Regions from separate parts of the Homo sapiens genome. Here region 2 is linked to region 1. Evidence: chromatin loops called from intact Hi-C (ENCODE). Cell type or tissue: CD4-positive, alpha-beta T cell. All regions are shown on one strand. Each heading gives the region's core, and the rest is flanking DNA. Links, peaks and the distances in the headings are about the cores only.

What was found. Peaks named below come from ENCODE experiments on the same cell type or tissue, not always from the same donor. Only the 100,000 strongest peaks of a DNase experiment are listed, where the experiment ranks them.
Region 2: a loop joins it to region 1, with 2.5 times the contacts of the local background. A loop is called at or near these places in 7 of 110 quality-filtered maps.

The regions. Positions count from the first base shown.
Region 1 is chrX:13,143,719-13,150,819 of GRCh38, forward strand. No RefSeq gene overlaps it. Among named protein-coding and RNA genes, the nearest start is that of FAM9C, 100 kb to the left of the region's middle. In CD4-positive, alpha-beta T cell, for the core only: no CTCF peak of the experiment used is centred there; no DNase peak of the experiment used is centred there.
Region 2 is chrX:13,094,516-13,101,616 of GRCh38, forward strand. It overlaps LOC105373133 (a long non-coding RNA gene), which reads left to right. Exons shown (of 4, transcript NR_171577.1): 4 at 1,128-1,280. Among named protein-coding and RNA genes, the nearest start is that of FAM9C, 53 kb to the left of the region's middle. In CD4-positive, alpha-beta T cell, for the core only: no CTCF peak of the experiment used is centred there; no DNase peak of the experiment used is centred there; H3K27ac peaks cover 783 bases.

The sequences.
Region 1 (7,101 bases), core at 2,630-5,129:
AATTTGGAAAATTAGAATTATTTTAAGATGTGCTACCATTGAAGTCTGTCTGTCTGTACAGGGAGAATGATGAGGGGGATTGAATATCTTTTTTCCTCAATAAACTTGAAGTTGTGTGAGGTCAAAACACTTAGTCTTCATCATTTCACCTCCAGTCCCCAGCCTAGTGCCTAGGGTATCCCAGATATGTGCTAAATGAATGAATACATAAAGATTACATTATTTTCCTTAATAGTCAAAATAACCCTTTGAGGTATGCGTCATTATCTGTTTACAGGCGAGGAAGCTTTGTCTGTTGTGAATTAGCTAATTTGCTCAAGATCGTCCAGCAGATGAGAGCTAAGGATAGGATTAAACTCAAGTCTATGAGTTCTGAATCAATGCAAAAAAATGAGGTGTGGAGGGAAGATACTACGCATCCCGCCTCCATAATCCTACCACTCAAATATAACTAAGTTAACCACCATTCAACTTTTGAAATATTGGTATTAATTCACAAAATAGGTTTAAAGTACTTTTTGTCACATAAATTGCCTTTTAAGGATAATAATATAAAAAGATTATGTCATCACATATTCCTGTATAGCAGTGCTTCCTGAAGTGTGGTCCAAATATCAGCAGCATCACCATCACTTGGGAACTTGATAGAAATACAAATTCCTAGACCCCAACCTAGATTTACTGAATCAGAAACTCTCAGGCGGTGGGGAGGAAAAGCAATCTGTGTTTTATTTAATAAGCTTTCTGGTTTGAGAACCACTGATGTATGGTATTTTATCATATATGTCTTAGCTCTGACTACTATAACAAAATACTACAGACTGGGTGGTTTGAACAACAAATACTTATTTCTCACAATTCTGGAGGCTGGGAAGTCCAAAATCAAGGTTCCTGGTGAGGGCACTCTCCTGGCTTGCAGATGTTTCTTGCTGTATCTTCCCACCTCATATGACAAAGAGGAAGAGAGGGAGATGAGGGCTCCACCCTCATTACATCATCTAAACCTAGTTACTTCCCAAAGGCCCCCACTTCTGAATACTATCACATTGGGGGTTAGGGCTTTAACATATGAATGTGGGGGGAACAAAAACAGGCCACTGAGCAGCCCCTAAACAATATTTTTTCTTATAAAAATTGTGGTCATAAACATCCTTATAACCAAACCTTTGGGCATATCTACAATTATTTCTCTAGGATAGATGTAAGAGATATAATTGCTAGGTCAAAGAGTATGGACAATTGTAAACACCCATGATCTTTTTTGCTACAAGATTACAAGGTCAGTGCAAGGTGGACTGTGGTCTGGAACTAATAGCATCTCATTCCAAAACTTCCTGATGCCCTTGCGCAGGTGACCTCATCAAAGATATGAATATTTCACAGCAGAATTTGGAGCAGGCTGTGGATATCCAGATGCCTGTGCAGGAAACCATTAGGTCATAAGGAAGGTTTTGAGGCTGAAGAAAATGAAGGAGAAAGATAAGATGAAAATCAGAGAGAGCACCCCATAAATAAGCAATAAGCCAAGGAAGTTATAGCAAATTCAGCTCACTTGAGGATCAACTGTGATTAAATTTAAATGCAAGGAAAACCTAAAGCAAAATTTAAACCCCACAATGATGAGGAATTTCATATTAGTGCTTGCATTAAAATTCCTTACTACATACAGATCAGGAAATTATTAAAACACAACATTCCAAACATTGTAAATGTTTCCAGAGACATTTGAGTCATTTTATAAAAATAGACTTTTTTTTTCTTATTACTAAGAGTGGGTATCAAAAGTTAGAAATGGAAACCAGAAACCCCACTCCAGGGTTGGTGATACATGACAAGGGACTTACATGTTTCTTGAGCAAGCCCCTGTTCAGATGAGGGTCATTGTTTGAGGCTCAAATGCCAAAGCAAATGAGAGACAGAACAAAACCAAATTGATCACAAGCTTGTGCCCAGCAGATATTAAGAGCTAGACTGTGGTCTCTCGTAGATACCGCTTCTGACCTGTAAAAAGTGCTGTTGTCCCACAGAACAAAGTTCTATTCACAACTATGTTGCTTCCAGGTGCATGACCTTGGGCCAGATCACTCTCTTAGCCCCCATGTCCTCATTCATAAAGTGAGAACACAGATATCTGCCCTTGTTTATCTCCCAGGATTATGGCGGGCATGAAATAGTAGCTCTGAAAATGCTTCATAAAGAATGGCATAGTGGGCCAGGCATGGTGGCTCACACCTGTAATCGCAGCACTTTGGGAGGCCGAGGCGGGTGGATCATGAGGTCAGGAGATCGAGACCATCCTGGCTAACATGGTGAAACCCCGTCTCTACTAAAAATACAAAAAATTAGCTGGGCGCGGTGGCGGGCGCCTGTAGTCCCAGCTACTCAGGAGGCTGAGGTAGGAGAATGGCATGAACCTGGGAGGCGGAGCTTGCAGTGAGCCAAGATCGCACCACTGCACTCCAGCCTGGGCAACAGAGTGAGACTCTGTCTAAAAAAAAAAAAAAAAAAAAAAAAAAAAGAATGGCATAGTGGTAGGTACTGCCATTGTAAAAAGTGGACTTGGCAAGGCAGTGCTGAGGCTGAGAGATGGGTTTTAGTCTCAATTGTGCCACTAGCTAATTTGTGGCTTTGGGTAAGCAACTAAAGTAGATCCTGGTGGTGCCCCCTACTCACCTTCTCTTTATTGGGCTCCTCCCCCAAATGCTAGGTGCTCACAGCTGTCCCCTTCTCCAGAGAATTGCTTCTGGCCAAAGACAGTTGCCTTGTTTCCTCCCTACCTCCCTGCAGCCCACAGCTGGGGGGATGCTGAAAGCAGGCCCTCCTGCCTCAAGACATGACTCTACAGTGCTTTTTATACACCAGAGCTCCCCATGCTGATCACACGCTCACAGTTCCAGAGGCTGGGAAGTCCAAAAGCAAAGTTGAAACTAAGCTTAGCCCCTGCCCTTGGCTTGCTCCTTCCCCTGCTCTACTGGCTTCCTTGCTCCTTTTCTCCTGAGAATATCCAGCGTGTCAACTCAATAATTCTCATGCACCTAAATCCTGATATCAGGGTCTGCTTCTAGAAAACCCAATGTAAGACATTACACTTTCTTAGCTTCCTTCTGCTTATTTCTATGGTTTTGCTTCAGAGCAATTCCTCAACTCAAAGAGTTTGAAAGTTCTGGTCACCATTGTGCTCTGTGATTCTTATACCAAGACATGCATCATCAGTCTCCTGGTTAAACACTCATTTTTATACCAAATATTGCTCTTTAAAATGACCTTGGTGCTTCTCATGTTACTTGCATCTTGATTACATTCTACTTTTCATACAAAATGGCCCCAAGAAATGACTGGAAAATGACTCTCTATAGGTTATGGGGATTCAGTCAGGATGGTGGAAGAAATTGTAAAATTATAAGGAAATAAACACAAACCCTCTTGGAATGCCTGGGGGTTTGCATAGCATTTGGCTGAAGGCAGCTGAATTCTCTTAAAAGCTTAGGGCATAGATACAAAGAAATGTAAAGTAGTTTATCTAAATAGCTTGTTTACTCATGTGGTCCTAAGACCAACCTTTGATCAACTGCGGGTGCATAATTGCTCTCTACTGGGGAGGGGGGTTGGCAACCAGGTCAATTACCCTTTAGTGGTGTTTACTCAAGACCTTTGTCATTTAATCTGTACTGAATAAATGCGAGCTTCACTGGCTGAACAGGGCCATGGTTGCTACTCTTTACTGTACCTTCCGTTGTGTCTGTGAGGGGCCTGGACCCTTAGGTGGACTGACAGGCAGAATACCTGTGTCAATGTATGTTATTCTTCCATCATTGGGTCAGGGTCTGTGGGACAGACCCTGCAATAGGTGAAACACAAGTACAAATGCTCCTCAATTTACAATGGGATTACATCCCAATAAAATCACTGTAAATTTAAAATATTGTAAGTTGATAATGCATTTAATACACTGAACCTAAATATTATATTATTATGACAAAAGCAGCTATAATCTACTTAACAAAAATCCTTAATACAATTTATTAACTATAGTCCTTATGTTGTACATTAGATCTCTAGCCTTGTTCATCCTACCTAACTGCTATTATTCAGCCATTAAAAAAACAGATCCTGCCATTTGCCACAAGATGTATGGACCTGGAGGACATTTTGCTAAATGAAATAAGCCAGGCACAGAAAAATAAATACTGCATGATCTCACTTATGTGTGCAATCTATAAAAAGCAACAAAGGTCAAATATACAGAGTTAGAGAATAAAACAGCTGTTGGTAAAGGGAGGTAGGAGAGGAAATGGGGGAGTTTTAGTTCAATGGATATAAAGTAACAAGACTAGATTCTCTGATTCTGGGTCAACCCTGTTTCTACTGACTCTAATTGACTCTGTACAGGAGTGAGGCATATACTGGCTGTATTCTGTGGCTATAGAATAAACTAGATAGAAAAGAGAGACAATCAAAGTCACAAGAAAAATCTAGGGATGACATGGTGGAAGTCTAGAATATGGTTGCTGTGAAGCTATTAAACATCTATATTTGAGGCACCATTTTCTGATCAGTGAGCAAACCAATTCTACAATCCAGGGATTCTACTGTATATTTCTTTGGCGGGGTGGGGGAAGAAATGCACTATGTGTTCAACACTGTGCTAAGTGCTGTGAGTAGCTAAAGTATATGAATATGACCTCAAAGAACTTACACTTTTCTTGGAAAGAAGTTTTGTGAAACAACTGTAGTTACTAGGAAGAATTCCCCCAATAGCCACGCCATCAGCTGCATGATCATATCATTCACAGTAGTATAGAAGACACTTAAGGAAGTTTAGTCCTATTGCAAGGATGGGGGCAAGGAGGGAGCTTGTCAGTTGGCCCAAGTTAAGTAAACTCTTGGAAGAATTTTTAAATTATACATTACAGATGCTTACCAGGCACATTATGCCCATGTTATGTGTGCCTGTCAGTGAAAACATGCTGAGCTTTTTTCCTGAAGAAATAGGAGCTTCTTGTCTGTTACATCTGTTCAAGCAAATGCTCTAAGATCAAGCAGGCAACCCAAAGTGAAATATCTGAATAATTGGTGAAAGTAGCTCTAAGTAGGATCAGCTATGGAGGTCTGTATCTGTGCTGTAAGATGTCTGGTTTATGAAGTAACCAGAGGGAATGGATCAACTCCTTCACTCCATTCCACCAAGTGAATATTCTATGAACAATTGTTCTACCAGGTCCTCCATGAAATGGCATCTAAGGACATATTTTTTGCTAAGACATCAGTACATTGGATTTCATTCCTTAGGAATTTATGCCCCAAGATTTTTATTTTAAATGCCTCTGTTATTATTTAGACTTAGTTCTGGGGGAAAATAAAAAGAATACAGGAATAGATATTGGCAGACTAGCACTTACACTGTCTGGAACTTTTTGTGAAGTTTCCTCGGGCCTCTCCCAAGCATCTCTGTGCAAAAGTCACTTTTCTTTTCCTATTGTATCTCCCTCCCTCACTTCTTTAGGTGATAAATAAATGCAGTGAGTGGTTAATAAATATTACCTAAGATGAGTTGGGTCATGGTTCCCATAACCATCACCATAGCTTGCTGATTCCTGCCCCAGAGCTTGTTACTGCTCATTCTGACCCAAGCAGAATGCCAGTGTCCTCCTCTAGCTTACTCCAAATCCCACTCACTATAAGAGCCCAGTCCCAGGCTCATGTTCCAGAAGCATCATGAGACCTAGAGCTAGACAGAAGGGTCTAGACTGTAGAGGATCCCTGGTTCACTACATATGAAGTGGGGCCCTGGTATTTATTAAATATTTTCCAGGTGATTCTGATGACCAGCCAGAGTTGGTAATGACTAGTTTAGTTTTTCCTCAGTGGTTCTCAGTGTGTGATGAGCCATCACCTTCACTGGGAACTTGTTAGAGATGGAAAATTTCAGGTCTCCACCTTAGACCTACTGAATCAGAAACTCTAGGAATGGGGACCAGCAATCTGAGTATTCGCAAGTCCCAGGGGCTTCAAGTCTGTGAACTACTGGTTCGTTTCCGAGGTGCTGTCTCTCCAGCCCTAGGGGAGTCTATGTTTTAAATGTTCCACAGACATTTGTGATGCCAGCTCAGTCTGGGGAAGCACTTAGCAAAGAAAGCCAAGACCCAGGAAGTTACACGGCATGGCCAAGTTCATAGTCATGTAGTGACCTAACCAAGGACTAGACACCCTGACTCCTGATTCTCACTTAGAACTCAGGCCTACTCTGTGCTTTCAGCCTGTGAGGAGTCCAGCTTCTGAGAGCTTTTCCATCTCTAAACTCTCATTAATATTTACTATGCTCTTTATCATTCCTTTGAGCTCCAAACCAAGTTCTGCCTTGCCTTTCTCATTAACTTTTCTTGAGATTCAAGCTGGGGCAGGGTGTGGCCTCCTAGTACAAGGCATGCTGTCAATGTTTGTCTTCTATGAGCTCTTTGAGCAAAGCAGCTATCCCAACTCCCACTTTCCCACCCTGCTCCCGTCCTTATCACAGCAGTGAGCAGTTTGTTTGCCTATCTTTCCCCCTCTAGTTGAGAACAGAAGGCTTACTTAATATTAACAGAATGAATTGAATACACCTGTCTGTCAGTCTGCTTTAATTATAATTTTTCTTTAATATTTTGAGTATAATATTTATATTTAAAAAGTTTTTATGTGACATCATGACAACTGTGACTTGTAAATATTTTTTGGAGAGAGTTTTTTCTTAAAATTCTTTTTTTACTTTTAAATTTATTTACTTAAATTGACAAATAAAATCGTATATATTTATCATTTACAACACGTTGTTTTAAAATATGTATATATCATGGAATGGCTAAGTCGAGACAATTAATATTTATTACCTCACATTCTTATAATTTTTTTTTGTGGTGAAAACACTTAAATCTACTCTCTTAGCACTTTTCAAGAATATGGCAAGGCACAGTGGCTCATGCCTGTAATCCCAGCACTTCAGGAGGCCAAGGCAAGGAGGATCACTTGGACTCAGGAATTTGAGACCAGCCTGAGCAACACAGCAAGACCTTGTCTCTATCATAATATATAAAATTTTTAAAAGAAGAATATGGGAATTTCAAA
Region 2 (7,101 bases), core at 1,467-3,966, 50 kb before region 1:
TTTGGATCATTTCCAGTTTGGGCATATTGTGAATAAAGCTGCTATGAATACTGGTGTATTTTATGGACCTGTGCTTTCACTCCTCCTGGCTATGTACTTAGGAGTAAAATTGCTGGGCTGTAGAGAAGGCATCTGTTTAACTTAATAGAAGTTAGTATCACTATTTTTGATTTGGATATGAGAAAAAAAGGGTTTTTTTAGAAAAAAAAAATGAAACAGTTACAATCTTTCTTCACTTATTTTCCCAATTCCATTCATTGTATTAATTTTTTAAAGAGTAGAGTATCTCTTTCCTGTGCCACAGGCATGGTTAATTGAATCAGCAGTACAGAAAGTTAGAGGGTCACGAGGTACGAAGAATCCAGCAAACTCACATCTGCGTAAATACACTCTCACATCATTTTATATGCATTCACACCAACCCATATCTTTAAAAGTGGACTTTCCTGACACTGGGGTTGACCACAGTGCTGACACAGACAGAATTCCTATGAAAGCAAATATTTTAAGAGGAAAATTTCCCCTGTAATGAAAACTTGATTGAAATGACAGTTGCAGGCAGTGAAAAGCATGTGGAATATGTAGAACGAGCAAAATCAGATCTTTCTGTGGTGTCCTTTCTGAGTATCCAAGAAGTCTCATTCCCCTGCCAAATGCACAACTCTCCTAAGGCCTGAGCACAAAGAGAACTGCCTGGTCTTCCCAGCTGCCAGCTCCCTTCCAAAGTGAATTCCTGAGTCCCAGCTGCTCCCCACTGGAGTGCCACTGAATTCTACAAAATCCTGACCAGCTATGCAAAAGCAAATAAACAGGGGCAAGTATTTTAAGACCCTATAGTGTCACAACACTGAAGGCTGGTATGCTAAAAGGAAGAACAGAAATGTCCAAGCTTGTTTCTCTACAAGGTATATTTTACAACAGCCATTACTCATCACAAGTAAAATTCGTTTCACCCAAATAGGCATTTCATACAATTTTTCTAATGATACACAGTGCTTGTTTTCAGATTACCTAAAGTCCCAACCCTTCTGCTATCTCAAACTTTGACCTTTGTCTGTGAGATGCATCTAGTGCCTCATTAAATGGCAGCTTGATACAATTATATATTCCTTGGTCCTTTCTTACAGAATCTGAGATGACACCCCGGGATTGCCACGGGAAAAATTGCCATGTCTGTGTGATATCAAATAGTCTGATCAAGTCAGCAAATAAGAAATGTCAATCACTCAGGTTTTGTCGTTGGCACAAGGAAATCAAAACAATGGGGTGATTCAATATCTTTCCCTTTCTTTTCTTATTTTTTTTTTTGGTTTGTTTTTAAACATTTATTTTTTCCACTGCTCTCTTGTTGTGTTGATAGTCATTTTCTGAACAAAAACAGAACACTTTCTACTTGATTTTCTTTGCCATTTTTTGAGAGACTATCGAATGTACTTGTCCTGAAACTGTTTTCAGAGCAGAATTTAGCTTTCTCAGTGGGACTGGTAATGCAATGGGAATTAGCCCTACATTTTCCACATTGATTTCCTGCAGCTCAACTTCCATATGAGTTGTTTTAATGTATAACTTATTGGATCTGTCATGATTTGGAGTTAATTTCTTTCTTATTCTAAAGAGCACACAGGATTGCTTAGGGAGAAATGACCATGGACTGGCAGAGGCTTCCTTATTAGGAAGTCAATGTATCTGCCACTGAAACCCCACATCATGGACCTCGGAAGCCTCCATCATGGTGGGGGATTTGGTTCTCTGCTCCGCATATTTTTTTTTTTTTTTTTTTTTTTTTTTGAGATGGAGTTTCACTCTGTCACCCAGGCTGGAGTGCAGTGGCGTGATCTCGGCTCACTGTATCCTCCACCTCCTGGGTTTAAGCAATTCTCTGCCTCAGCCTCCCGAGTAGCTGAGATTACAGGCGTCCACCACCACACCAGGCTATTTTTTTTTTTTGTATTTTTAGTAGAGATGGGGTTTCAGCATCTTGGCCAGGCTGATCTTGAACTCCTGACCTCATGATCTACCCGCCTTGGCCTCCCAAAGTACTGGGATTACAGGCATGAGCCACCACGCCCGGCCTCCTCTGTATATTTTTTATGGAATCACTTCTTTCTTATTTTAGTTCCACTAGCACAAGTAAGTTTTGATTTGGGAAATGGTGAACATATTACTGCACATGTTTTGTGGGCCCACAGACTCTATCATAGACTTTTTGTTGTTGTTGTTGTTGTTAATGTCCGATTTAATGATATAAAATTTACCTACAGTATAATTTAACCCTTTTATGAATACAATTCTATGAGTTTTGTAAAACAAATGTAGAGATGTAACTACCACCACAACTAAGATATTGAGTATATCACCCCACAAAGTTCCACTTTGCTTCTTTGAAGTCAGTCTCCTCCCACCAATCCCCAGTTCCTGGAAACTACTGATCTGTTTTGTGTACCTATAGCTTTGTTTTTTCCAGAATGTTGTATTAATGGAACCATATAAAATGTGGCCTTTTGTCTCTCACTGTTTTCACTCAGCATGACGCTTCTGAGATTCATTTATGTTGTGCATATCAGTACTTGTTTCTTTTTATATCTGAGCAGTATTCCATTACATGGATATACCAAAGTTTGTTTATACATTTACCTATTAATAGAGCATTTGGATTGTTTCTAGTTTGGGGCAATTATGAACAGTGCTGCTATGAACTTTCTCTTAGAAGTACTTGCGTAGACAAGCATTTCCATTCTATTAGTAAATTACCTAGGAGTAGAAATGCTGAGTTGTATGCTGTGTTAAAAGAAACTCCCATACAGTTTTCCAAAGTGGCAGTATCATTTTGCATTTCCACTAGTATTTGATAAGATTTCCAATTGCTTTGCATCCTTGGCAGTATTGTCAGTTTTTTTTTTTGTTTTTTTGTTTTTTGTTTTTTTTTTTATTATAAGCCAGGCATAGCCCCAGTTACTTGGGAGGCTGAGGCAGGAGGCTCGCTTGAACCCAGGAGTTTGAGGTTGCAGTGAGCTAGGATCACTCCACTGTACTCCAGCATGGGCAACAGAGTGAAACCCCATATCTAGAAAATATTTAAAAATAGTTAAGTAAAAACTGTAGACATTCTCTTGGGTTTTCAGTGGCATTGCATTGTGCTTTTAGTTTGCATTGCCCTAATGACTAATTATATTGAACATTGCCCTAATGACTAATGATATTGAACATTCATGAGCTTCATGAGTGTATTTGCCATCTGTTTCTCGTGTGTAATCAAATCTTTTGATCATTTTTTAATTGAGTTGTTTGTTTTGTTTGATTATTGGAATGTGACAGTTCTTTAGATATTTCTCGATATGAGTTTTTAAAATCAGATACATGATTTGCAAATATTTTATCCAAACTCTTGACTAGCTTTTTTATTCTCTTACCAGTGTCCTATTATACACTCTCATTTGCAGTGAATTGGGGTTGTTTCTTGCCTTCACCCCTGTCATCTTGGACAGCAGGGTAAGGAGATAGGTGGTGCCATTGGCTTCTGGTCCAATGCATAACACTCTGGCTTAAGGTCTATTATGGGTTGAATGTTTTGTGTTTACCCCTAATTTACATGATGAAATCCTAACCCCCCAATGAGATGGTATTAAGAGATGGGGCCTTTAGGACATAATTAGGTCATGAGAGCTTGTTCTTGCTCTCTGCTCTCCATTATGTGAGGATACAATGAGAAGATAGACATCTGCAAACCAAGAGGTGGGCCCCCACCAGACACTGGATTTGCCAGCACCTTGATCTTGGACTTCCCAGCCTCCAGAACCATGAGAAATAAATGTTTACTGTTCAAGCCACCCAGTCTCTGGTACTTTGTTATAGCAGCTCATGCTGACTAAGACAAGGTCAGTCTCCAGAGAGAAGAATATTGACCTAAACATTGGATTCTTCACTTCTCTAACTGCAGAGTACATAGAATAATTGGGAAAGTTTGATTAGTATGCAGATTTCCAAGCTCCACTTCCAGAAATGTTTATTCAGTACCTGTGAAGTGAGACCTAGATTGTTGCGATATTTAATAAGCAGCCAGATTATCCTGATATAGGTGGCTCTGGGATGAGACTTTGAGAAATCCTGAATATCTAAAGCCACTCATGATGCTTCATGTCTGGTGTGGTAAAGATGCGAAGTCTATGTCCAGGCCTAAACAAGATGGTGAGGTGTAAGTCAGAGCAGGGGATGTTGCCACACAATTAGACAAAAAGAGAAGAATCACCAAGAATGCAGGGATTTTAGGGCATTTATACTGAACATTCAGCCTGTTCCCTCATCCATCACTCTGCTATCATAGGCATGTCGTAATAAAAGTGGCTTTCATGTGTGATATTTTATTTGAATATAAACTGGAGGGGAAAGGTTGTTGACAAATAAATAAATTTTGGCACACTAAAAAATATCAATCAGGCTGCTGTGGAGGTTCATGCCTATAATCCCAGAACTTTGGGAGGCCAAGGTGGGAGGATCACTTGAGGCCAAAAGTTCAAGACCAGCCTGGGTAACATAGCAAGACCTCATCTCTATTTAAAAAAAAAAAAAATCAATTCTTAACCTTGATCCTGAATAAGAATATTGTCTCCTTATGTCATACATTACTGGGCTGCCAGCTATGGTGCTGTGATGGATTCTGGTTCATATTTTTAGGTCCACTGTTCTTACAGGAAGTCATCATGACCTTTTTCAACAGGGATGTGTGGAAGCTCTTTGGTCTTACAGTAATACTTTTCTAGACAAAAGTAGAACTTGTCCTGCTTATTTTCAAAAAAATTCATGAAGGATATTGGAGTATGAATCATTATTGTGTTTTAGAGAAAAGGAAACACAGACAGTAGCAACAAAACACCCAACTTCTATGTAAGGGCAAAGGGAATTTTTCCCTTCCCCTCTGAAGGTTTGAGTCTGCTGAAATAAACTGATAAAGAGGAGAAAGGGCATACAAGTTTATTAATGTGTAAGTGTGTATGGGAGCCATACAAAATATGATACTAAAAGAAGGGCCAGATGGGTGAAGCTTAAATAGCACATTCTTCACAGAAGGGAGAGAAATAGAGGAATGTAGGCAATTTTGAGGTGTAATGAATGATTTTCAGGGGAAATGAATAAGCCCATAGAAGAGACAATAGCCTGGGACAAAATTTCTCTGAGCTCTGGAGAGGTGGCTGACAAATTTCAAGAAAGTGAGGGGTAGAACTTCACTATGAACAAAGGTTGTCTTATTATGTAAGTAAAATCTTCCAGGTAATCTCTTGGACCTTGCCTCAGAAGAATAGAAGTCTGCCTGGGCATGGAGGTGACTTTTAGTCTTTTCTCCTCTTTGGTGGCCAATCTTTCCTGGTTATTTGATGAGATTCATAGATAAGGGGTTTTAAGAAAATTGAATCTCTTTTCCAAGAAGTTTTCTTCCCACAGATAAAGGAACTCCCAGAGAGAGCCCCTTCATGCACTTTAGGGGTAGAAACAAGGGAAGGTTACAAAGTCCTTGGTTCTAAAGGCAGCTTTTAAGGACTTCCAATTTCCTTCACTTCAAAAGTGCTCAGCATGCCACAGCTGATACTTTGGGGTATCATTCTCTGAGCCCCAACCTCTATAAAATCCAGGCATCCAGATATTTGGACTATGTAATACCAAACAAACCAGTTGATCTGTTTTTCCTGAATTGGACAAACTATTCTGACATTGCATAAGTACAACCAGCATGATTTAAGTTTTATTTGCAGACAGAAACCAATTGGGACTGACCTGATTTTCTATGTTAATTAATCAAATATTGTTGTTCAAACATTTTGGTACCTCTCAGCTAAAAGAATTTAAAAGTCCTGTTACTTTAATCCTGTTGTGGAATGTTTTTTAAAACTTATAGCTAATTAACAATCTTCATGGGCAACTAGAGCACCTCAGGCTCTGGTAAACATAAGGGATCAATGGTTATTAATCAAAGGTGGTGTAGTTGGAAGAAGCCTGGAGTAGGAGGCAAGAGACCTAGGTTCTACTGCTTGCTTGAGCTGAACTGTGCTTCCTTAAGCTTCCATGAGAGTAGATACCTTCTAGCAAAAAAAAAAATAAGAGAGAGAGAGAGAGACTAGATACTTAAGGAAACATACATTTGTAAAAAGACTAAAACCAAAGTGATTAACTACTGTCTAAATATAATTCATTCCCAAAACAGGCAAGCAAACAAACAACAAAACAATCCTAACAATGTAGGTGTTTATGTACCTCCCATATAAAAAGGATCTGAAACCCTGAAGCCACAGGATTCAACCAGGCAAGTAGAGAATTATTTTCTTTATTTTAAAACAATACTAAAGTCATGCATAATTAATGCTGAAAAATTAGAAAATAAGGAAAAAGAAACTAATCAATGAATAAAATCAATTAAAACTCTACCACCCAGTAAAAACCACTGCTAGCATATCAGTGCTATATTCGTCCATAGATCCATATACATACATGATGCATGTATATTTCAAATGGGATCATGTTGTAGCCACTGTCCTGAAATCCTGAAATCTGCTTCTTTGAGCTAATGCCGTATTGTGAAGCAGCTTGCGTGCTAATAAATATGCATCTTCATCACCCATTGTAATGACTACATTATATTCCATTGTAGGCTTGAAAATATTAACAACTAACAAACCTAGTGCTTCCTCTGTGCCCAGCACTTTTCTAAGCACTGTAACAGCATGCCTGTGAGGTAGGTAGTATGATTACTCCTGTTTTACAGAGAAACTGAGTTAAGGAGAAGGTAATTAACTTGCCATTTGGGGTTCAACCCCAAATGGTCCAGGATCAGAGTCCAAGCTCTGAACACCTGGCCATGCTGCTCCTTGCCTCTTCCTTTTGGTTGGATCTTTATGTTATGTCTAATAGTTCATTATTTTAAACAGTGCAGGTTAATTTAAACCTCTACGTCCTCAAAAGAGTGGTGGTGGAGGGTGGAGGTAGAAGGGGAAGCATTGATAAGAGATGACTTTTTAATAAGAGAGTAACAGAGAGACATTCTTTTGGATAAAATCAGATTAGAAGGTGTTCATTCTCATGGTAAAAGTGAGAGCTCATAAAATCACTGTAGTT